3 separate regions of the Homo sapiens genome follow, and all the other regions are linked to region 1. The links are chromatin loops, found by intact Hi-C in ENCODE. Cell type or tissue: dorsolateral prefrontal cortex. All regions are shown on one strand. Region 1 overlaps OPCML (opioid binding protein/cell adhesion molecule like). Region 2 overlaps NTM (neurotrimin). Region 3 overlaps OPCML (opioid binding protein/cell adhesion molecule like).

Region 1 (8,000 bases):
GTTACAATTGCCTGTAGTATTCAGTACAGTAGCATGCTGTACAGGCTTGCAGCCAAGGAGCAATAGGCTCTACCATACAGCCTAGGTGTGTAGTAGGCTGTGTCATCTAGGTTTATGGAAGTACACACTAGGATAGTCACACAATGACAAAATCTCCTAAAGACAGTTCTCAGATTGTATCCCCCTCCATAAGCAGCATATGACTATATATGTTTCACTATAGCTGATATAATTAGTGATAAGTATTCTCCCTTCTAGGTAAGATGCTCTAATTAAAAATTTTAGACCTACACATATATGTGGGCTAACCCTTTTAGAATGGGGAATGGGGCAGTATTTATTTGTGCTCCTTCTCTCAGAACTGAAAGCAAGTAGTATGCCTTTGTATCCTTCAGCAACTAAAGTAATAAACGATAAGAGCTTAATGCTTATTTTTGAATTAAATTTCATTTTGCCAATTGTGCAGAGCCCAGTCTAATTTAACAAAAGGCTCTGAGAGAAAATACAGTAGAGCAGATGCACATAGCAACCATTAAATTAGAATACAACGGGGAGGCTTCTGCCAGGGGAGCGGAGAGGGCCTCCCGAGGGGCCCAAGGGAAGCGGAGCTCTGGGGTTTAGAGCAGAAAGAGACAAATCCGAGACCAAAGAAAGGGGGAGGCTGGCTTCCAAAAGCACCCCAGTCACCTCCCAGCACCACTGCGGCGCCGCTTCCTGTGAGGGGTTTTAGGAGGATCAGTCCTACTACTTTTTAGGATCTGGTGTGTTTTTCCCAGCCCTTGCTTTTTACCACGATAAGGTGTAGGACAGGGACAATGTTGCATGCTGTGTTTTAAGGAGAAATTGAGATTTGCCACTTTGGGGACAGGCGTCCAGTGGAGGGGCACGGGCGTTTCCGAGGTGGGTCCTCGGAGGTGGGTGCACTCCACCTCTGCGCGGGCCCAGGACAGCGCGCCGTCAGGGCTGGACTTGGCTGGGCGGGGAGCCGTTCGCAGCGCGATGGACACGCACACCGGTGCCCCATCTGGCGTGGGCAGGGTAGTTCAGCTCTCCAGGGCGGGGTTTGTCAACTTCTGCGCTGGCATCGGCGAGGGAAGGTGCCAGTGTCAGTTTTCAGTTTGCTGCTTTCCCCAGAACTCCCTCTCCCGCCCTCCCCTCTCCCTCCCCGCTCCCCCCACCCCGCCCCTCTGTAGGGGAAGCCGCTGCGAGGGGCGCCGCGTTCTCTCCGCTGGCGCGGGTGTCGGGACGGAGCGAAGTGGGCGCGGTGCGGGCTCATCCCCGCAGGCATCCCCAGCCCGGTGGGCGCGGCGGAGGTTAAGGTGGGCGCCCGCCCGTCGGGATGAGCGCGCAGTCCGCGCCGCCCGCCAGCCCGCTCGCTCCGAGGCGGCACCGGGAGAAAGTGGCGGTCAGGGATGGAGCTGCTGCCATGACAACCCCGGCGGTCCGGGCCCGCGCGCGTCGGGGCTGCTCCCGGGAGGAAGGCGGCGCGGAGGCCGGGGGCGGCCGCTGAGCGTGGCGTCCGCGCGTCCCCGCGTCTCGTGCCGCGTCCCCGGAGGAGGCGGGGGCCGCCGTCCGCCCAGCTCCCCGTGCGCCCGGAGCCTGCGCCGGGCGGCGCTCCCCCGGCTGGCCGCGAGTCGCCGACCGGGCTGCAGAGGACGGCCACCGACCGGACGACCCTGGCTGCGCCGGCTGCGCGTCCCCGCCTTGGAACTTTTTGCCGCCTTGGGGTTCCAGATGCGAGACCTGGGGCTGGGGGACACGTACATCTGTCCATGTGTGTGATCTAATAAACCATTTCCTCCTCTCCTTGAAGCCGCAGCTTTTTATGACAGCTCCTGTATGTCAGAGACACTTGCCTTCTTCTTTGGGTTATAAACTTTTGATGCCAGAGCTCTGCAGAACGTGCCCAACTGAATCTTAAAGTAGCGTCTCGAAGAGAGAGGCAGAGAAAGCGCAATCTGTGACCTTCATCCCCGCACCTTGCTTCTTCCTCTCCCCTCCTGGCCGCCTCCCTCCTCCCCAGGGGAGCGTCAAGAAAGCTCTTTTTGGATGCAGGAGGGGGCATCTGGTTCTGCTAGGCTGGAAAGCTGAGGCAGGATCTGAGGAAGAATTCTCAGACTCCGGAGAGCCCGGACTCCTCTCTTCTCCTTCCCCCTGCTCCTGGCGAACTCTGCCCCTTCCCTCCTCCCCGCACCGCTTCCCGAGCCCGCTGGTGCGCGGGGCGGGGGACCAGGACTGTGCGGCTGCCGGAGTCCTGGGAAGTTGTGGCTGTCGAGAATGGGGGTCTGTGGGTACCTGTTCCTGCCCTGGAAGTGCCTCGTGGTCGTGTCTCTCAGGCTGCTGTTCCTTGTACCCACAGGAGTGCCCGTGCGCAGCGGAGATGCCACCTTCCCCAAAGCTATGGACAACGTGACGGTCCGGCAGGGGGAGAGCGCCACCCTCAGGTAGGGAGCTGTCCTTCCGCGGGGGCCGAGCCCCTGGGCTGTGGTCGCTGGGGAGAGGAGGGAAGAGGGGGCAGAAGGCTCCATGGGGGACCGGAACGCGAGTGGGCCTTGTGCAGGCCCGAGGGGCGCCCGCTTGCGTGCTGCCGTGCCGACTGCCGTGCCCCTGGACAGGTTTGTCCTGTGCTCCGGCTATGCTGGTCCAGGATCTTATGCGTGAACCTTGAAGTCCACGTGTGGGACTCCATGGTTCTTTGAAGCCACGACAGGCTAGATTCTCTCCTGCTTGGGCACCGTGATGAGAACATGAGTGCATGGGTTTGAAACACTGGGGGGCTAGCCTGAGCCCCTTGGATGGCTGTCACAGGCCAGAAGGTACATGATGAGGCAGGATCGTCCTCAGGACCACCAGGCTAGCCCTTATCAGAGATGCACCTCAAATGTGAGGCTGTGGAATTACCAGTGTCAGCCCACGGCCTGTTATGAGTCTCCTCAAGACCCAGCACTCGTGCCAAACCTGGTGTAGTGCTCCTAGGGTCCCTATTGTAAATTATGACAGCAGTTTTATTTTTGCAGACTGGGTCCAAGGAAAGGAAACATGTAGCTTTTATGCAACAACATCACTTCTGTGTGAAAAGCACAATAGGAGAGCTTTTTGTTTTACCTTAATGAGTTACAGAGAATCACTTGCATGCTCCAGGCAGAGAGGTGGAGAATCTTGGAATATGAACCTTTGGGGACTGGACTTGCTGCAGCAGATACTTTAATAAAAATGCAGCCACCACTTTCCACCAGCTCAGCAGATATCATCTTTTATCCCTTTAATGAGGCAGTTCTGGTCCTAGGAGACAGATTCAGGGACGTCCCAGCTTAACTATGTCTCACAATGTACACAGGGCGAATGCATTTGCCCTGCCTATGACTTTGATGGTTATGGTGACAATAAAACATCCTGACCCAGATTCTGCAGCCAAAATGCCTGGCTTCCCCTAGGACAGTGTGACGGTGGGGGTTCTTCCTGTTCCTCCCTTGGCTTTTCTGGTGGAACCTTTCCTGCATCTAGACAAGCCTCTCCCTGGAGGAGGAAAGACCTGTCTCTGGGACACCAGAATTCTTTTTCTAAGCCCAAGGGTGAAGATTGGATTCTGCCACTTTGGGTGATACTTAGCTGGATCTTCTTTTTAGTTAGAGAACAGGTCCCAGAATCCTGTGTGCTGTTTCTCAGAAGCCCAAAGCAAATGGAGAAAAAAGGAGAATAGAGAGGCCCTTCCTGGAGATGTGAAGGAAAAGTCCTCCTGGCCATGTGGGTACCACTCAGCCTGCCCCAGACTAGAATGTAATATCCCTACTTCATTGCTTCAAAGAAGGTCCCATGAGGAATCAGGGAACATTTCCCAATACGCATTTGCAGTGAGCTAGTTGGCTTAAAGATATAAGCAGCACACGGGTTATAATACATGTTAACCAAGAAAATGTCAGTAAATATTACCAGTGTTCAGGGATGTTGATGCTGCCACACACCTCTTTACCATCTAATGTGCCACTGGGGGCAAAGAGGTCTAGCATTGAATAGGATCTCAGTCGTGAATTTTCCAGAATCCTCTGTCCTCTTCCTGTCCCTCAAAATTAAACCAGAAACTTCAAAACTTGAGCTTTCTGCTTTCTGAGATGCAGTAAGACTATTCCACCAGCAGAGGGCCAGCTTCCATCTACCAATTTTTTATTAGCTGTTGGCCTGTTTTCATGATCTTCAATTCTAATGTTGAGCAGCTGGGCTTGGGAATGGGAATGGGAATAAAAAAAGAAAAGCTGAATAGTTGCTTTTTGTTCTTTGCAGAAAAAAAGAACAACTTACATGTTCTAGCATAACTGTTATCTGTTATCTGATTGCATGGCGTAATTTTTTTTTTTTAAGTAAGCACATGTATCATGTTGATTTTGCGTCTCTTCTATACATTTACCCCAGAATAGGGAAATTCAGCACGTTATCTACATTTTAATCTCTTTAAATCCTCATTCTCTTAGCTCATGTCATCTTCTCTTTTATTATTTTCTTCCTTCATTTTTATCAGATGCTCCCATAATGTATACTTTCGTCTATTACTCATTATTTTCTTTCTTTTTTGTCTTTATCACTTAAGTCTTCTTATTCCTTGATTTTTTAAGGTTTTGATTTCACTGCTACCACAGTGTTTCCTAAAAGAAAATAAACATCTTCTGCAAATTTCTGTGTGTCCCCATCTCTCTCCTTTTGTTTTCACTCTTTTGCTGTATTGGTGAAGAGTTCTGTTCCCATCTTAACAAACAACTGATTTGTCAGTACTCTGAGGGAGAGTCCATGTTTTCAGTTTCTAGAAGCCCATGGCTTCAACCCCAGATAAATATACCATGTTTTATTTGGTGGTGTTTTTTGCTGTATAAGCTGTAATTCTTAAGTGTGGTTTCTTACTCTTTTGCCTCCTTAAAGACATTCATTAGGGATTCATTACCTGGGAACTGAGTGTTCCAAGCGCATCACATGTTTAGATTGCACCAAAAAACACTGAATGATACCCATGCCCATCACACGAAAGCTCTTTTAATGTGGTTGTCCTGGGTCAAACTATCTCGAATCTGTTTCTAAATCTTGAATGAAGTCCCATAAGGAGGCCAGAGACCTACTAGGAAAAGCAAAGGAGTCACGAAACCTGGGCCTGCCTTTCACTTTCCCAGTGAAAAACTGCACAGCTCAGAGAAGAGTGATTTTCCTCCTTTGGGATATCAGTTTTGTTGTGACAGGTCTTTGATTGCTCTGAGGGACATTAGGAAGTGCTGTGCCAAAGAAGACACTGAAGCTTTGAACGTGGATGAAACTCGTTTTCTGTAAGTGAGGCAATATTATCCTCCTCATAACTACTTCATAGGGTTACTTGAAAAGCAAAAATAATTATTTGAATATTGAGTTATTTTGCCCTCTTGGAAGAGAGATGATATGGAAAATGAAGGTGCTCTTCACTATGGTTGAATTATAGCTTCCATGAATCTGATTTGAATTCATTATTACAAATGGGCCCTCTTGGCCAGAATCACTTCATTACAATTATCTGCTGTTGGGTTGAAAATGTTCTGTGGCTCTGCATTAGATTAGATATGACAAGAATCCAGAAGTCATGTGTCTGAATCAATGCCCACATCAGGAAAGGAGCCCAGGATGTTCAGTGTGGTCAGCTGGTGTCTATTAAGCCATCTCAGCAGAATGGATGATGGCCAGTTGTGCTTTCTTCACAGGCCTCAATCTCCTCAAAGTTTGCTTGAGTTCTTCTGTGGGTCCACATCATCTGTGTACATGAACATTTTGAGGGGCTGCGGTGAGATGGAGGCAAGGTGGTGGTTGTAACTGTTCCACTCAACGGGAAAAGTTCCCACCAACATACTGGATTTTCTTTCTGGTTTGCTTTTGTTTTGGTGTTTTGTGTTTTTTATTTCAACAGCAGGATAATCAGTTTTGTTGATCCAGGCTTGCTGATCTGGGATTATGCTTAATGGCTCTTTTCTAAAATGTCCCTGCATTTTCATTTGGAGTTCTGAGCTAATCCATTCAAAACCAAGTATTTGAGGTTTAACTACTGCCAAGGAATAATCTGAGCAGTGGGGATTTTGCCAAAGCAACCTGGGCAGTAGAGTTTCCAAAGCTAAAGTTCTGTTGTTTGCCTGGGTGTGTTTCTGTACTTTGCACCTACCTTCAGCTCCTTCTTATGTAAATTAAAAGATTTTGAGTAGCCATTAGACTATTCAAAACAAATGCATTATTTTTCCATTTCAGTGTTTCAGTTGTCCAAGCTGAATAAGAACTGGGTAAATGCAAAGACTTTACTCCTAGTCTGGGAAGACAAAGACATTAAAAGACACTCAAGCAGGGACAGGTCCATAAAGGACCTCTCCAGTGGTGGCACTAACCTGGTTGGAGTTATCTGGGATGCTTTTTAGAAATTCCATTTCCAGTCTCCCAGATTGATGATGTCAAAATTCCTGGGTTTGGGGATGGACGTGGCCATTGAAAACATCTTTTCCAGTATTTCTAATGTGGAGCCAGGATTGAGAACACTGCTCTAAAGCCCTTTCTGGCCCTAGAGCCTCTGAGCAAGGCTTATCCAGCGTCCCTGCTTTCCAAGGAAGCATCTTCCCCATGGGTGCCTGCACCTCATGGGCAATGTTAATGCCCTAGAAAGCTCTGTGTCTGGGGGCCTAGGCACCTGGGGTTGATTCTTACTCTACCTCTCACTAACTCCACGGCCTTGAGCACTTTCAGTTGAATTGTGTACATACAGGAACAATATCTATTATAACTGGTCTGCATTATCAGAGGAAAGGAAGTATATGGGTTGTTCTGTGAGCCATAAAGCAACATATGTGTGCAAGTTATTACTGGTACTAAGTTGAACTCCTCAATAACAACTGACAATACTCACACATTTTTTTCAGTTTTGTCTGCTCCATCTCGTTCTTCCTCTATCCCCACACTTATACACAGCTTTAAAGTATATTTGTTTTTTCACAGTTCCACCCAGAATTCTTTCTGCTTGTCAAGAATTGCCCTCATGAGAGTTCCAGTAACTCTTGCTGCTAACACTGTTCTAACAGATCCACACTAGGACCTGTTATTTTTTCATGTGTGGTTATGGTTAGTCTGGGGGCTCCTGGAGCTTAGGAGCTGTGCTTTATGTGTTGACTATAGATACTGTGGTGGATACTAAAGATTACAACAAATAAGTATTGGTTTAATGCTTTAATCCATCTTAATGGGAAACAACCACTTCTAGTGTATTATTGCCTCTACAGCAATGAAACCCTTATATCTAAACAATTTTATTGTCTTCAAAATATGATCCTGGGATATTCAGGCACAGCAGTTGGTTAGCGGTCTTGGAGGCCTGAGGGACTTTTGGATTCCACTCAAATCACTTGCCAGAGGGGACAGTTGAATCCACCAATGATGGCAGTCTGATCCAAACTATGCAAAGTCTTCACTATCCCTGAGGTCAAGAAAACAAGCAGAGTGGCAGAGTGAAGAGCAGTAGTACTAGTGCTTTTTAGAAGCAGTAGAGGAGCACATTTGGAAAGCATACCTGTCTCTGCAGAGATTTGCCTTGTGGGCCCAAGGAGATACACAATGCAGGGAGGCAGCAAGAATGTTGGCATGTCCTGGGTTGGGTCATGGCTGCCGGATCTGGCAGGCCTGGGAGAGCAAGGCTGGCTTGAGTCCGTGACACTCTCTGACATCCCTGATTGGTGGGAATGTGTCTGCCTCCCCAGCACACACACACACACACACACACACACACACACACACACACCCCACACACGCCACACACACCACACACACACGACACACACACACTCCACACACACACACCACACACACCACACACCACACAGACACACATACACACACACTCTCTCTCTCTCTCTCTGTCCCCCTGTTTGAAGCAGGCTGTGGGAGAAGACGTTTTAAAGCATTAGAAATATATGTTCCCTGGCTTTCTGAACCTTTCTGGAAAACTCAGCAGCTCTTATCTAAGC
Region 2 (8,000 bases), 660 kb after region 1:
AATTATATGAACACATGTTGATAAAGTTGTTTAACCTGTATCTATTACAAAGCTTAATTAAAATGGCATATATTATATAAACACACATATCACTTGGAGTTAAGAAGTTAAGTTAATGCCTATTAATAGGCATTCATAGATTGTAAGAAGATTTTGTGTAGATTATGTTTCTCTCTTAAACAGGCTAAATATTCAATTTATCACTTTACCTGTCCTAATGTTTTCTAAATCATCTTCCTCTTTCTACTCTTGACACAAAGGAAAAACTTATTCCAACTGAGTTGAAACATCCCACATTTTTAATTAATTAATCTGGTTGGAATTAATGATGTTTCACTGTTTGGGCAATGAGATATTTTTTGGAAAACATGAGCTTTTCAAGACACAAGCTACTCGGGGAGCGTATTTCTGTTCAGAGTTGTTGTAGACAAAAATCTGCTATTTGAGGAGGGGGCTGGGACTGTCATCTGAAAGCTCCTAATGATCAGCATTATACATCACAATAAAAAATGTGTCTTTGTGTAAACTTGGAAACCAGAACAATTTATAGCTATTTCAAGTTACCCACTGGCTTCCAGACACAAGCTATTCCCTAAAGAGCTCTAGCTCAGCTGCTCTGGTGACAAGAGAATTTCTGAGGAATATTTCATGAAGATTTTTAAAAATGTTTACAACAATGCAAATATTGATGTCTCAGCCCAGTCAATACGGCAATTTATTGTCCTTCAATGTAAACATTGAGCCAGGCTCCCTATTGGTCAATATCTACACTCAGGTAAATAAATCTTTATACTGACTTCAGCAGATGTCAATAGCTACTTATTCCAGATAAGTAAAAGTAAAAACAGGAAGCATTATTTATTTTTTGAGGTAAAATAGCAACTAGTTACATAAAGGCCTGGCAGCATTTCTGAAATATCAATACGTAGTTGCTTTTGGCAATGAAACATAACAATATGATAAGATGTGGGCTTAAAGCTCACAGGTTGAAAGTTTGGAAGCAGAAATTAATAAAAATAAATTTTATCTATGTTATTAATATCACAATACTTTTTTTGAGATTGAAAGCATTCCAAGATTTCTTGTTCTTTTTATCATGTGTGAAGTCAATTTTTGATAGTACTCATAACTGTGAGAATTCACAAGGCTATATTCCTGAACGCTTCCTAGATGATGCAATTAACCCTTATTCCAAATCTAAAAGAAGAATATGTCTGTGCTTGACCCATGTATGATGTGAAAGCTTACTGTCTGGTCATGCTTTGGGCTGCACATATTGTGCTTTGGAATCAAGCTTCAAGGACAATTTCTGGGCATCAGACTTCTGTATTTTTAGATATCTATTCTTACAGACTGGGGTTCTGTAAATGAAAGAAGGTTCTCCCACAGTCATTGGGCAGTGGGTGGACAAGGAACCCAATCATCTATTAAAATGATTTGAAGATGAACAAATGTTTCTGTGTATTTGCATCTGAATTGTGAAAAACATATACGTATATGCATATACTTGTATATATTGAACTCTTTCGGAGGCACACTGAGCTTTTGTGGGCACAGAATTGATTACCTAGACACTGTCAGATATTTACTTAAAAATAATAATATATTAAGAAAAGTATCAATGTTACTTCCCTGTGAGAAAACTCCTGAAACCTTCAGGCTTGTGATTATGCTCCACTAATTGGTGTGTGGACTCACTGGGCTAACAGAAAATTTAGCTAATCAAAACGCAGCCATGCTCTGAAGACCCACTGGTCACACCCAAGGTCATTCCTTTAAAGCTGTTAGAAGAATTTAGTTACTGAAGGAGTGATGCTCCATGTTGATGTGGCACTTTCAAAGCAGCATATGCCAAATAAAATTAAATGAACATTTATGCTCATTATAAAAATGTCTACAATGCAATGGGGGCTGGAAAAAGAAAATGAGGTTTTAAAAAAGATCAAAGCTGCTAATAGTGAGAGAATGTTATTTGCCTCAAGTGTGATTTTCCTCCAGAGGTTTCTTAGCCAATGACTGCCCTGTGGGCAATGACTGTTGAATCTGAGGAACAGCTAGCTATAGGTGGCTTTGAAATCTGGGGTGGGGTTTACAGAACCACAAACAAATGAAAGCTATCCCTACAATTCACAATAAGAAGACTATCAGAGGCCAGGGGTGGTGACTCAGGCCTGTAATCCCAGCGCTTTGGGAGGCCGAGGTGGGCAGATCACCTGAGGTCAGCCATTCCAGACCAGCCTGGCCAACATGGTGAAACCCTGTCTCTACTAAAAATACAAAAATCAGCTGGGTGTGGTGGCATGCACCTGTAATCCCAGTTACTTGGGAGGCTGAGACAGGAGAATCGCTTGAACCTGGGAGGTGGAGGTTGCAGTGAGCCAAGAACATGCCACTGCACTCCAGCCTGGGTGCCAGGGCGTGACTCCATCTCAAAAAAAAAAAAAAAAAAAAAAAAAAAAGAAGAGAGTATCAGGACAGTGTGGTGAGGCCAGGAGATGTCTCCAGTAGACTCGGAGGGTGCTGAGACTAAGTTCACCCGAAAACTAAAGAGCTGGTGCACCCTAGGCGAGCAAACTGCATGTTTCTGCTGGAGTGTCCTGTACTTTCACCATGTTACATTACTATTTCGGGTGGGGGATACTGATGTCAACACAGCCTTCAAGATAAATCCAAGGAACTTTGCTAGCAAACCTCAAATTTATTTTCTGGCATTAGGCAAACTAGTAAATCACAATCCCTGCCCTATATGTACAGAAGGATTTCTCTGATGACCTCGGTTGAGATCCATCAAGGGGAATTTTCTCTCATCAACTGTTTAACAACAATTACTGAGCACCAATGATAGTCCAGAGATGACTTAAAAATTCAACGCTGATGTTCTGAACATGTACCATGAGCTGGAGACAGACTATCAATGAAGTCCTGTTTACCATGGCGGTCTGTTTCAACAACAGTAACCGGCATATAGTAGGAGTTATTGGTCATTATTTGTTGAATGAATTAATAAATGGATGATTACTGAGGCAGTCCTCACCATTAAGAGATGGACAGCCCACAGAGAGTTCTGTGATACAATTATTATAACACGATGTGAATCTTTATATGGAAGGTATGCAAAGGAAATGCAGAGTGTTAAGTCCACAAATCTACAGAGATCTTGTGTGTGTTAATTTTGGTGGGTATGGGCATGTGTGTGGGTGGAGAAGGTGAGTTATTAGGGAAATATTAATAGAAGAGGTAGCACTTAAGCTGAGATTTTTAAAGGCTAAATATAAACAAAGGCCTGGAAGATCAATGGCGGAAAGGATTCCAGGCAGGTGGAATAGCCTGTGCAAAAAATCAGAGGCATGAAGACATATGGTTTTAAGTATTTATACATAATTGTTTGAGCCTGGGATTTAACGTGCAGTAGTGGAAGTTCTGGTGAGCATTAAGTGCGAACATGTGGGCTGGCATCTAAACATGACAAGCAAAAGGACTGTAGGATACTCCTGAGAATCTTGGATGATCATCTGCAAGATTGGAGCGAGAGTCACATGAACAGATCTCTGTGATAAACAGTGCCCTCTAGCAGCAGAATGGAGGAGGAAGCAGAGGCCAAGTCTAAAGACAAATGGATTCATGAGAGAAATAGCACAATGATTCCAGTAAGAGATAATATGTGCCTCAGGTAGGCAGTGGCTGTGGAAATGGACAGAATGTAATATATTAAAAGGAAATTTAGAAGAATTAATTGATGGGACTTGGATATTAATTGAAAAGATAGCTGGAATAAAAAGAAGGCATCTAAAATAACTTACAAGTCTCTGTTTGGGGCCAGCAGATAGCTGTGGTATTCTCTGTGATAAGCAGAACAGGAAGACTATCAGGGGCAGACAGAAGAAACACCATGTTGCATTCCATTTGGATGATCTAAGTTTAATGTGACTGTAAGATATTCAAAAGGGGACGTCTTGTGGATATTTGGATTTGGCTCTCAGGAGTGAAGACTGAGCTGTACAGATCTGCTTGTTACATGTTTATTGCAGCTACATATTGGTGTAAGTTATAGCTGCGGGGTTGAATGAAATACAAGGAGAGGAGCGTAGAGTGAACAAAGAAAGGATCTGTATCAGAGCCACCCTGGAGATTACTGACATTTAAGCAGTAAAGAGAGAGAGAGAGAGAGAGAGAGAGAGAGAGAGAGAGAGAAGCCCAAATGAAGGTTAAGAAAGACATTCCAAAGGAGGAGAACTGTAAAGCAGCATTACGAAGCTAAGACAGAATGTGTTTTCCAAAGATCTCTGGATGGTGTCTCCATACCACACTGACTTTGACAGTCCTCCCACTGAGAGGTGGAGAATATGACCCTGCACCCTTGCATTCCACTTGTGTCTCTTGTGTCTGGGTGGGGCTGCAATGTAGTTTCTGCCTGTGTTCTAGAAACCCAGCCACCTTGCTAGGAGGAAGCCCAAGCAAGGCTATGCACAAAGACTACTTGGAGAGGCCACGTGTAGGTGTTCTGGCTGACGGATTAGCAGAGATGGGTGAAGATGCCTCTAGATGACTCCAGCCCCCCTGCTGCCAACTCATCCCTAGCCTTCAGGTCTTTCCAACTGAGGCCCACAGACATCATGGAACAGAGATAGGTTGATCCCTCTGTGTCCAACACAAATCCCTGACCCAAAGTATCTGAGAGCATAATACAATGATTGGTTTACACAGCAAAGCTTGGGGGTGGTTTCTTACACAGCACTAGCTAAGTACAACAGAGGCCAAGCAAAGGAACAGAAATCCTCAATAAGTATTGGGTAGGCTGTAAAGGATGCAGAGTGTTGAACTAAGGTAAGGAAGAAGTGTCCATTGGACTTGGCAACCAGAAGGCCGATGTTGATGTGAATACCACAGTGATTAAGCGGTGACTGTGGCCCAAAGCAGACTTTCAAAGACTGTTTGATGATTCGTTAATACCAATTATTTTTCGAGTTCTCAATAAACTGTTATATAAAAGTAATTGGCAAATATGCTTTCAATTTCTTGGAACTCAGAAAGTAAGAGTCCTCAAACCAGAATTTACCCATTTCTCATTAAACAGTAGCACAGAGGATGGATTTTTAAATATATATATATATTTTAGCATGATAGAAATAGCACCAAGCTTTTACAATTACCAATATTGTAACAATCTCATTTTGGTTACTATTGTTATTTGTTGGAATATTTGAAAACAAATCCCAAATAATATACTATTTTCCCTAGACATATTTCAAAAATACCTCTAAAAGTAATGCTTTTGATATTACGTTATCAAATATAATTATGGCATCCAACAAAATTAAAAATAATCCCTTATACTGATTGGTTTCAATTCAAGTACGCCCAAATTCTTATTTTTTGAGAACCAACTCTGTGAGACATTGGGCTAGGAACTGAGAGATATATAAGGGAAAAGAAGAAAAGCAAATTAGAGGAAAATCTGCAAAGGTATCAAGTAGGTTTTTAGACATTGCAATGCCACCTTTCATCTCTTTTTATCCTCATCAATAGAGCCTTCTCCTACAATCCTTGGTCACCTGGTACCAGCACAATATATGCCTTGCTATTATCTCCTGTTTTGAAGCAACCTTTTCTTAGAAAAACATCCAGTCAAGGCAAAGTCATTAACTTGTAAGTAAGTCGATAAAATCAATTATAAATTAATAATGAGAAGATGAATGTTTTCCACCTTATATAAGAAACAAGGCAAAAATGTACACTCTTGCCACTTTCAGCCAACAGAAGTCTTACTAGGGCAATAAGACAGGAAACAGTAATAAAAGGGATTACAGATTAGAAAGGAAGAAGTAAAATTATCTTTATTCACCAATCACATGATTGCCCATGTAGAAACATAAGGAATTTACAAAGCACTGCTAGAAATAGAAGTGGATGTTGTGAAGTCACAAAATGCAAAATCAACATAAAAAAATCAGTTGTATTTCTATATACTAGCAACAACATAGTGGAATAGAATAAGCCAACTATCTGTCAGGAGTCCCTAAGACCACCCCTACACCTCGGATAGTCATAGGACTCAGCATAAAGTTGTACTCTTGGCCAAGACTTTTAACAATGGTAGAGTAAGACTTACTGCTGAATCGTAAGGGATAAAGGCACAGGTAGAGGCTGCAGGAACCCATATACAGGCTTCTCTATGCTCTTTCCCTCCCAAGAAGGGTCACACAGAGCACACTCTTCCCCCACAACAAAAATGCAGCACCATGTGGATGATGTTGCTGTCTAAGGAATCCCATTTGAGACTTAGCAGACAATGTTTTAATTGGAAGTGGTCACATAGCTACCTCCTGCCTAAGGTGCACCAAAATTCCAGATTTCTAGAAGGAAAGCAGGTGTCAGCATGAACCACAATTTTTGTGTGATCATTCTATGCACAGTAAGCCACTCTCCTCAGTTAAGGAGTATTTTTTATAAATTTAGGAAACTGTTTACCAGTTGAGTCTGAGACACCCCCCAAAAGCCAAGCTTGCAAGCAATCCTCTATAAATGACAGTAGTCTCAGGTCTGCTATACTAACTTTTATGATCCAAGAATCCCGTTATTGACTATATCTAAAGGAAATGAAATCAGCATGTCAAAGAGATATCTGCACTCTCATATTTATTACAGCATTATTCACAATAGACAAGATATGAAACCAACCTAAGTGACTAACGATGGATGAATAAAGAAAATGTGGTTATCTATACACAATGGAATACTATTCAGCCACACAAAAATAAAATCTGTCACTTCACTGCATTACATGAATGAACCTGGAGGGCAGCAGGTTAAGTGAAATAAGCCAGACACAGAATGACAAATACTGCATGATCTCACATATATGTAGAATCTAAAAAAAAAATTAAAAGTCAATATCACAGAAACAGTAGAACAGTCGTTATCAGAGACTAGCAAGGAGAAGCAGGAGGCGAGGATGGGGAGAAGTTGATCAATAGGTATAAAGTCACAATTAGACAAGAAAAATACATTCTGGTGTTTTAGTGCATTGCAGGGTGACTATGGTTAACAGTAAAATATTATATATTACAAAACAGCTAGAAGAGAGGCTTTTGAATGTTCTCACCACAAAGAAATGAAAAATACATGAGGCGATGGCTATACTAACTACCCTGATGGGATCATTATATAACATATATATATATATACACATATATATATACGTATATATACGTATATATATACATATATATATACATATATATATAAAACATCAAGTTGTACTTCATAAATATGCACAATTGTAATGTATCAGTTAAATCAATAAAAAATTAAAGAAACAAACACCAGTAAAAAACACAGTACTTTAAAAAGAATTGACTAACTTGCTCTGCAATATATGTGGAAAAGCGAAGTATGCAGAATGAGCAAAAAATGAAAAAAAATTCATTTCAAAAAATGAAAAAAAAGAGAAATCAAATTGGAGAATTCATACTATCTCATTAAGTCCTTACTAGAAAGTTACAATAATCAACACACTGTGGCATTGGCACAAGGATTGATATATACATTGATGGAAGAGAATAGTTAGTTCCCAAATACCCATACATATAAAGTCAATTGATTTTTGAAAAGTCACCAATATAATTCAGTGTTAAAAAGATAGTCCCTTCAATACACGTTCTAGGATGACTGGATATCTGAATCAGAAAAATGAAAAAATATCTCAATGCCTTCCTTACATCATATAAAAAATAACTGAAATGGATTGTACATCTAAACATAAAGGCTAAAACTATAAAACATCTTGAAGAGAACGTAGAACATCTTCATGACCTTAGGGTAGCCAAAGATCTTTAGACTTGCCATAAAACTATATATAAGTTTATCAAAAGATAACTTAAGAAAATGAAAATGTAACCCAAAAAATGAAATGAAATGTTTGCAATCCAAATATATCTGGCAAGGTGCTTGTATCCCAAATATATGATACTCATATAACTCAAAAATAACATAATGCATTT
Region 3 (8,000 bases), 51 kb before region 1:
TTTTGACTGGCCTTAGAGGTGCCAACAAAGCAGGGACTCTCCATGGAGCTGTTTGTGCCAGGCACACTAAAATTATTACTGAGATAGACTTTTCTGGCCAGATTGTCTTGTTTTGTGGCTCCGGGGAAAAAAAAATACATAGAAAGTTATGAGTCAAGTATTTTTTTTTTTTTTTTTTGAGATGGAGCCTCTCTCTGTTGCCCAGGCTGGAGTGCAGTGGCGCAATCTTGACTCACTGCAACCTCTGCCTTCTGCATCCCGGGTTCAAGCGATTCTTTTGTCTCAGGCTTCCGAGTAGCTGGGACTACGCCCAGCTAATTTTTGTATTTTTTTTTTTTTTTTAGTAGAGATGGGGTTTCACCATATTGGTCAGGCTGGTCTCGAACTCCTGACTTCAGATCTGCCCATCTCGGTCCCCCAAAGTGCTGGGATTACAGGCATGAGCCACTGTACCCAGCTATGAATCAAGTTTTAATCTTTATCCCTCTTTGCACCCATACATTTGCCTTCAAATCCTGTATCAGAACCAAACCATTTGATGAGCAGTGGGAGTAAGGAAGTCTCAGACAAGGTATTTTCTCTGTGCCTTTTCTTTTTCAGGGGGCACAACATGCTTAATAACCCCATCTACAATGAGGACAGACATTGGTGAAAAATATGCTAAAGTCTGTGTAGAACTCTCCTTCAAAGGGAATTGCTATTGAAGAAGGGACTTGCGTGCTCCCTAGGCAGCAGGGAGCCGAGCAAGACCCATGGATGGCAGGGGGAGGATGGAAGGGACCCTCATCACCATCCACCATGGACTCTAAAGAGAAGACTCTTGGCTGGGGCTGCCCAGAGGAGCTGCATCACATTTCATCTTATTTTGGTTGATTCCAAGAGCCTGTGTGTTTTCCACAAATACTAATTCCTGCCTCGCAGAGTTAGCTGCTTCTTTCACCCTTGGAATCTTGACTATACCAAGCACATCTTGGAGCTGATACTTTCTCTGGGGTTATCCTGGACACACTTTCTATCTCCAGATTCACTAAAGCCAGGTCTTCCCTTCAGGGTCCCTAAGCTGGTTGGTTGGTTTTAGCCCTCACAGGAGGCTCACGTCCTGCTGACATTGGGACCAAGAACTTGCCTGACCCCTAGACCCACTCTTCTAGGGGTCTTTAAAAGGGAAGTATTGAAGGTAGATTTTTGGCATTTATTTAAATAATCTAATTCTTTTCCTCAAAGTTTTATCCCCTTTATTTCCCTGCTCTCCTTCAATCATATGAGCACAATCAACATCAAAGAAAGGAAAGAAAAAAGGAAGGAAGGAAGGAAGGAGAGACAGAGGGAAGAAGGGAGGGAGGGAGGGAAAGAGGAGAGATTTTAGCTTCTTTTTAGCATTTTGAATTCCAATTCCAACTTTCCACATCCTCTTTTATTATTATCACTACTACTCCTTCTATGACTACTAATACTATCATTGAGTAAGAGCCTTAGCCCCTAGATGTAAGTTTGCCTTCATAAACGAGCACAGCACAGTTCATTTGGGTTGTCATATAACCCAAATATAATATCCTCCCTCTGACTCCCGTCTGCCTAGCAAACTTCCATTCATTCTTGAGCTACCCGCTCACGTTTAGTCTTCTTGGCAAAGCTCTCTCTGACCACCATTTCCCTCCATAATATGACACATTCTCCCTTTCTACTTTCTTAGTTGCAGATGTACGTATTTGGTTATGCTGCACTCATCACAGTGCCCTGGTAGAGAGGAAAGTGATGGTTACTTAGGGGCTTGGGTTTCATAGTCAGCTATTTACCAACCATGTGACCTATAAGGAGTTATTCGTCCTTTTAGAGTCTCAGTTTTCTCAGCTGACACATGGGTATGACAATAACAGTATTCAACTCCTAGGGGTGCTGTGCACATTAAATGAAAGGAGGCATGTAAAGTGTCTGTATCCATTAAGCGTTCCTGAGGTTCTTATAACCTTATATTGCTTCCATTCATTTGATTATATGTCCGCATTGTTCACAAGAATGTGAGGATCTTGAGGGCAGGGGCTGTGTTCCATTTAGCTGGTATAATGCCAGCACCAAGAACAGAGCCTGGCATTTGGAGGCAGCTCCGCACATTTAATTTAAACTGAACTGAAACAGTGCAGAAGGCAGAGTTGAAGTCAGGTACCGGTGGGTGGGTGGTGTGTCCCCTGGGGCCATGAGGGATTGCAAACGCTGCTTACAGGTGAAAATCCCCGCCCTGAGCCTTCAGCAGACTCAGTACTACCTTGGCCCCCTCGAAGCAGTTATTTGTGCCTGGTCGCTGGAAGTTCCTTTCCAGGCAGCCCTGGTACCCACGAGGCGCCTGCACGGCGAGCCCCCAGCAGCTCCTCCGGTGAGGCCGCCCCTTTTCCCCAGCCCTTCCCTCTTCTCTCCTAGGCTCCTCCTCCGTGTACTCACGCTGACCTGGTAGGTTTAGTCTTTTGTGTGGTCCTGTATCAAAAGTTTAATTAGAAAATCGCGCCTGGGCTTTTTAATAGCCCGAGTTCCGGCCGTAAAAGCCCCGGACGTGCTCCCGCGCGCGCCGGCTCCTGGCAGGAGCGCACCAGCCGCTGCGGCGCGGGGACTCCCGCCCTGAATCTTATTTACATTCGGACTAACAATAGCTCTGGAACCTGGCTATAAATAATTTCTGGGGAAGGGTTGTCTAATTAAACGTGCAGCAGTAAGGAAAGTGCTTTAACCACAAGGCTGGTGTCCTGATGAACGTAATCACTGGATGGGGACAGCTTGGGAATCACATCCAGACGTCTCCCTGCGGAGGTGGAGAGATGCGGGGAAGAATACTCAGGGAGACTTTCCAATCCATATTTAATTGTGCAGTGTGTTCAACTCGTTAGAGGGCCTCTTTTTTTCCTTCCCTTTGCCCATACCCAGAGGTAGAAAGGATTTCAAAATGCAGTTTTGTGGGGCGGCCTCAGCCTCAGATTCCGGGGTGGGGGGGTAGTTGTCAGTGGCCTGTCAATGTCTAGAAATGATCCGAACACATAAAATGTATTAACTGATAAGTAGTGGCGCTTACAGGTGCTGAATTTAGAGACAAAGGTAAGGGTGATTCCAGTTGATTCCAGATCTTTCTCTGTCCCTGTCTATGGTATTTCCAGACTCTAGGCTCGCGGAGGGCAGGGGCTCTGTGTGCAGTGTGTTCTGCCCTTTGTAAGTAGGGAGCGGGGCAGCGCATCCACCACCCTGGAGGGCATGAAGAAAATGAAATGAGTCCTTCCTGCCTGGTGTCATTCATGGAGGGTCAGCCACGCCTGCTGGCATCTCAACGGTGGTTAGCAAATCCAGGGGGATGTAAGCCCAAGGCATCCATGCTCGTTTCTGCTTCATTAGAAACAGACAATGTAACATCAACCAGATGGAAAAGGACACAGGATGCAGGGTGCTTTCCCTTCTGTGTTCCTATTAATATGCTCCCGAGGACAGAAAGGGCGCCCTGGGAGGAAGAACAGCACACTGTCATACTGTGTGTGAGTAACACAGGATTCACATGTGTATACAGATTGACCTAGAAACATAGTAAGCACATGCATGTGTATGCAAACCTCGGGTGGGCAGATACCTACGTACATAGACATGCACGTCCTGGAGCTGCACTAAGGATGACATAGTTATATTGCTATGGTAACGTGCATGCTCTTGAAACCAAGGCAAACCAGTGGAAGGAGGGTGGGAAGCAGGAGCTGGGGAGGGTGTGGATCTGCAGAGGAGCCTGGGGCTGAACTGCGGCACAAACTCCTAACCAGCACTACTAACCAGTGCTTGTATCCTAGCCCTCCTCCCATACACGGAGATGAAAGAGCAAGAGTGGGGGCACCTGTGATTAATCGAATTCACCACTGGATGTCAACGTTGCTCCAGCCAGTTAGAAAACAAACAGCCATTCCAATAATCTTCTGCTGGTAACAAGGAAGTTTGATCCTTAGGCAGCAATCAGTTTATGGTATGAATGTACTGGGGAAGGGGAGGGTTAGACAACAACCTTCTGATAGAACCCCAAAGGGAAAATTATCAAATTCTAAATTTGTCATTTTTGCCCTTTAATCATAACCTCCACGTTTCCTCTAGCACCCCTTGCTCCCCATTCATTATTCTCCCTTAGTTAACACTTCCTAGTGGACCATCCAATATTTCCATTTAGTTTGCTCATTGCCTGCCTCTCCCCGATACACACACAAGAATACCAACTCCATGATGGCAAGGAATTCTGTTTTTGTTCCGTCGCACCCTCGATGCTTAAAACACTGCTTGGCAAAAAGTAGGTATTTGATAAACATTTGTTTTAAATAGATGCGTGTATAAGTAAATGAATTAATGAGATAATGAAATGTGGTCAATGAATAAAAATGGAGACAGATATTATTGCAATATGAATAGGAGTTTCTCTTTCTTCTCTGCAATAAGTATATATATTTATTTTTATACATGTATATACATATATTTCAGAGAAGAAATATATGTGTCCGGATGAGTGAGTGTGTATGTGTGTGTATATATATGGCTGGAGAAAGAGGTACAGAAGCAGTTGCCTAAACACCTGAAATATCAGGTTTGGAAGAGACTTGAAGCCAAGCCTTGGAGGGCTTTCTGAGTTGAGTTATATATAACTCTGCTTCTATCTTGTTTTGTGAACTTGGGAAGATAACTTAGCATTTCTGAACCTTAGCTTCTTCATCAATACAATGGCTTCATCATAATAATATTGGTCCAACCTACTCCTTAAAGATCCATGAGATCAAATGTTACAGCATTAATCCACAATGTATTTTGCCTTGACTAATATATACCATATCCTGCCCAAACCCTCTCACACATGCTGTAAACACCGAGATCCTACACAGACAGTGTTGGCAATGTAGATATTATAACCCTTTTCTGGATATGAACATGGAAATCATAAACATTTTCCAGGTATTTCACTTAATCCAAAGGTCTTAACTCTTAAGGTAAACTGCAGGGAAAACAGGGATCGGGAATCAACCTTGGGGTGGCCACATTTCCCACCCAGCAAATGAAGGCACTGGGAGAAGAGCCTTCCCTTCAGACGCCTCAGGTTTGTGGCTGTTTCTGTATCTTCTGTTTTAGGGCTGTGTTGAAGGCCTGGGCTGCCATGGCAGCAAGCTAGCAACCTGCCAGATTTATATGTTTAAGTTTTAATAAATAAATTAAATTAAGCAAAAATAGGTCTTCACCGTAGAGCCCTTTCAAATTATTTACTGTGCTGTCACTTTGGGCTCATTGATGCTCGTTAATATTTCAAATTTAATGATAAGCACCATTTATAAGCTAAATAAGACATTAGTTGCATTATACTGGCAGAAATGTACAAGGACACCGCTAATCTAAGGTGAAAATGCATTATTGAGTGGAATTTAATTAGTAGATTTTGTTCTATTAGGGGCTTGTATATTGCATTTATGAAAATGAATACAAATATGATCCAGGCAATCTTTCCAGTGAGAAAATGTCACTGATAATCTAACTTCACTCCTACTCTTTAAAGCAGATGCAAGATGAAAATTGATGTCCTGTTCTCTTGACAGTCAAAAGATTTTCTAGTTTGTGGTTCTAATAATAGCTAAATTATGGGGAGATGCCTTGTGTGACGCTTTGGCAGGTGTGAAGAAGTGTGTCCAGTGCGAATTGCTGTAGACATTTTTCTTATGGCAATCCTATGGGCAGTACATGTCAGAGAATTAGGTCAGAATTATGGTTTGCTTAGCGGGTCAAGTCTAATTTGTCTGCATTATCTGCTCTGATTCCTCTATGGGGCAATATGGCCTTAGGAGAAAAGGCAAGACTTGGAATCATATACCTGTGATTTCAATCATACTTTCATCATTTATAAGCTTTGTGCAATTTATTTTCTTAAAGTAAGTACATAAGCTACCACATTTTATGACTCCACCCAGTAATCCAGTGAGGTTAGTTACCATTATGAACTCTATTTTATAGATACAGGCAAGAGAGACTCGGAATGCTCGAGCTACTTGCTCTAGGTCACACAACTAAAATCTTCAGTTCTCTGCATTTTCCATTTTCTTATCTGATGATGGAGGTTTGCCATATATTTAAAAAGTGTATTCAATCAATATTAGTCTGGGCTCTCTGTTTCCTCCAGTTTCTTACTTTCTGGGGGCATCTTGGAAAGGACATAGAGGGCCAGTGACCGCAATTCTCATTTCTAGGTGACCAATGTAAAGTCTTTCCTGACCTCAGCTCTCTCATATGACAAATAGGAAAATAGAATGCCTACCTTTCCTACTGAAGTAGTTGTGAAAATCAGTTGGACAGCCATAGTGGGGTGTTGTACAAATGTAAAGTGTTAGTGTTATGAATATAGGCAATAATTCTTTTGATTCTGTGCTAAATTGCATTGACAGAAATGTTGAGAGAGGAGATGGCTGAGATTGACGCTATAGGAGCATTTCTTTGCAATGAGTTATAGATCGATGGTAAGTGCAGGCACTCTCTGAGTTACGCACAGCTAACTTATCAACATTCTGTGCACACAAAGGACTCGGTGCACGCCCTGTAGGCACCCACTAGGACAAGCTGTGCTTCAGATTCTGTGCCTCTGGAAAGCATCTTTCTGGAATGACCCCGCCTGCTTTCAGTCATGGTTATGGCACTGTAGCTGCTATGGATTGCTGTCTGAACCAAGCTTTCCTCTCCACTAGCTCCTATGTTCCTACGCAGGGTGGCATGCTCCTCTGCCTGAGTCTTGGGATTCAGTGAACTTCAGCCCTTCTAATCCACACATACCCTTGCATGATGTTGATCCTTCTGCCTTTCTTTTCTTGATATGACCTTGGTACACCAGGAAAATCATCCAAGGGTGATAAAATAAATGTATTTGTTAGGAATCTACCTAAGTTAATGATGCAGTGGAAGGCTTTATTTTCTTTGAAAACCAACCTCATATGGGTAAGAGATGTTTGATAGTTCAAATGTTTTTATTTTTTAAATGAATCTCAGGTGCACAGAATTGTATTATTTATAACCAGTGGCCCATGATACACTCTCAGTATTCTATGTTTGAGCCCCTTTTTATTTTTATTTAAAAAATAGTATCATAAGCAACCACAGATCCACACCTCCACCTCTGAACACACACACACACACACACACACACACACACACACACACACACACGCTCTAGGACCTTGGCATCAACCTGCATCTCCAGCGCATGGTCCTCCCCCATCCATCCTCCTTCCTGCCTCCTACCTTAGCCATCATTCAGAATTCCATGTGTATCTTATGCTTCCATTTTCATATAATTGCATCACATACATATGAGTCTCTAAAATTATTCTTTTAATTTTGGTATTTTTCATCTTCATAAATAGGACATGCATTTTTTATGTGTGATTTGGGGTTAGTTTTCACTTATTTATTTCCAAGATTATCCATAGTTTTGTGTGTTGCTGTAGTGCTGTGGTTCATTTGCGTTGGTGGAATAGATTATTCTAATTTATGAATATTCCTCAGTTGATTTATCCATTTTTATGTTGGTGACTAGGCTGAACCAATGATTTTTTCCTCTTGTGAACAGGGTTGCTATGAAAATATCTGCTGAGGAATGGATTCGCTGGGTCACAGAGTTTGGGAATGTTTAAATATGGAAGGTGTTGCCAAACTGCCTACCAGAGCAGCACCTTATCCTCTCACCAGCAATGTATGAAGATCCTGAACATTCGCAGCTTCTCCAATACTTAGTAATGCCCGGCATTTGAATTTTTGCCAATGGAGTTTGGGTAAAATGCAACGTTATTGTAGTCTTTAAAATCCACAGAATATTTCTTCCTATGTGTTTCCTCCTCCCTGCTATGCTTGTTCATTTATTTTGCCCATTTTTTGACTGTGTTGCTGTGCACTTCTCATTGACTTATTATTAGAAGTTCTTTAAATACTCTTGACATTAATTTTTGTCAGTTATATGAATAGCTCCATTTTCA

The links. Peaks named below come from ENCODE experiments on the same cell type or tissue, not always from the same donor. Only the 100,000 strongest peaks of a DNase experiment are listed, where the experiment ranks them.
Region 2: it touches region 1 in a loop (8-fold over the local background); 12 of 110 quality-filtered maps call a loop at or near these places.
Region 3: a loop joins it to region 1, with 11 times the contacts of the local background. A loop is called at or near these places in 6 of 110 quality-filtered maps.

Annotation. Positions count from the first base shown.
Region 1 is chr11:132,937,370-132,945,369 of GRCh38, reverse strand. It overlaps OPCML (opioid binding protein/cell adhesion molecule like), which reads left to right. Exons shown (of 8, transcript NM_001012393.5): 2 at 2,360-2,444. Among named protein-coding and RNA genes, the nearest start is that of OPCML-IT1, 420 kb to the left of the region's middle. In dorsolateral prefrontal cortex, CTCF peaks have their summits at 2,257, 2,461 and 4,128 (motif pointing right); DNase peaks (open chromatin) are centred at 1,049 and 4,134; H3K4me3 peaks cover 3,232 bases; H3K27ac peaks cover 4,141 bases.
Region 2 is chr11:132,274,935-132,282,934 of GRCh38, reverse strand. All of the region lies in intron 4 of NTM (neurotrimin), which reads right to left. Among named protein-coding and RNA genes, the nearest start is that of NTM-IT, 5.4 kb to the left of the region's middle. In dorsolateral prefrontal cortex, a CTCF peak has its summit at 3,591; no DNase peak of the experiment used is centred here.
Region 3 is chr11:132,988,797-132,996,796 of GRCh38, reverse strand. The region is part of intron 1 of OPCML (opioid binding protein/cell adhesion molecule like); the gene reads left to right. Among named protein-coding and RNA genes, the nearest start is that of OPCML-IT1, 370 kb to the left of the region's middle. In dorsolateral prefrontal cortex, a CTCF peak has its summit at 3,885; a DNase peak (open chromatin) is centred at 3,785; H3K4me3 peaks cover 2,012 bases; H3K27ac peaks cover 2,214 bases; H3K27me3 peaks cover 1,662 bases.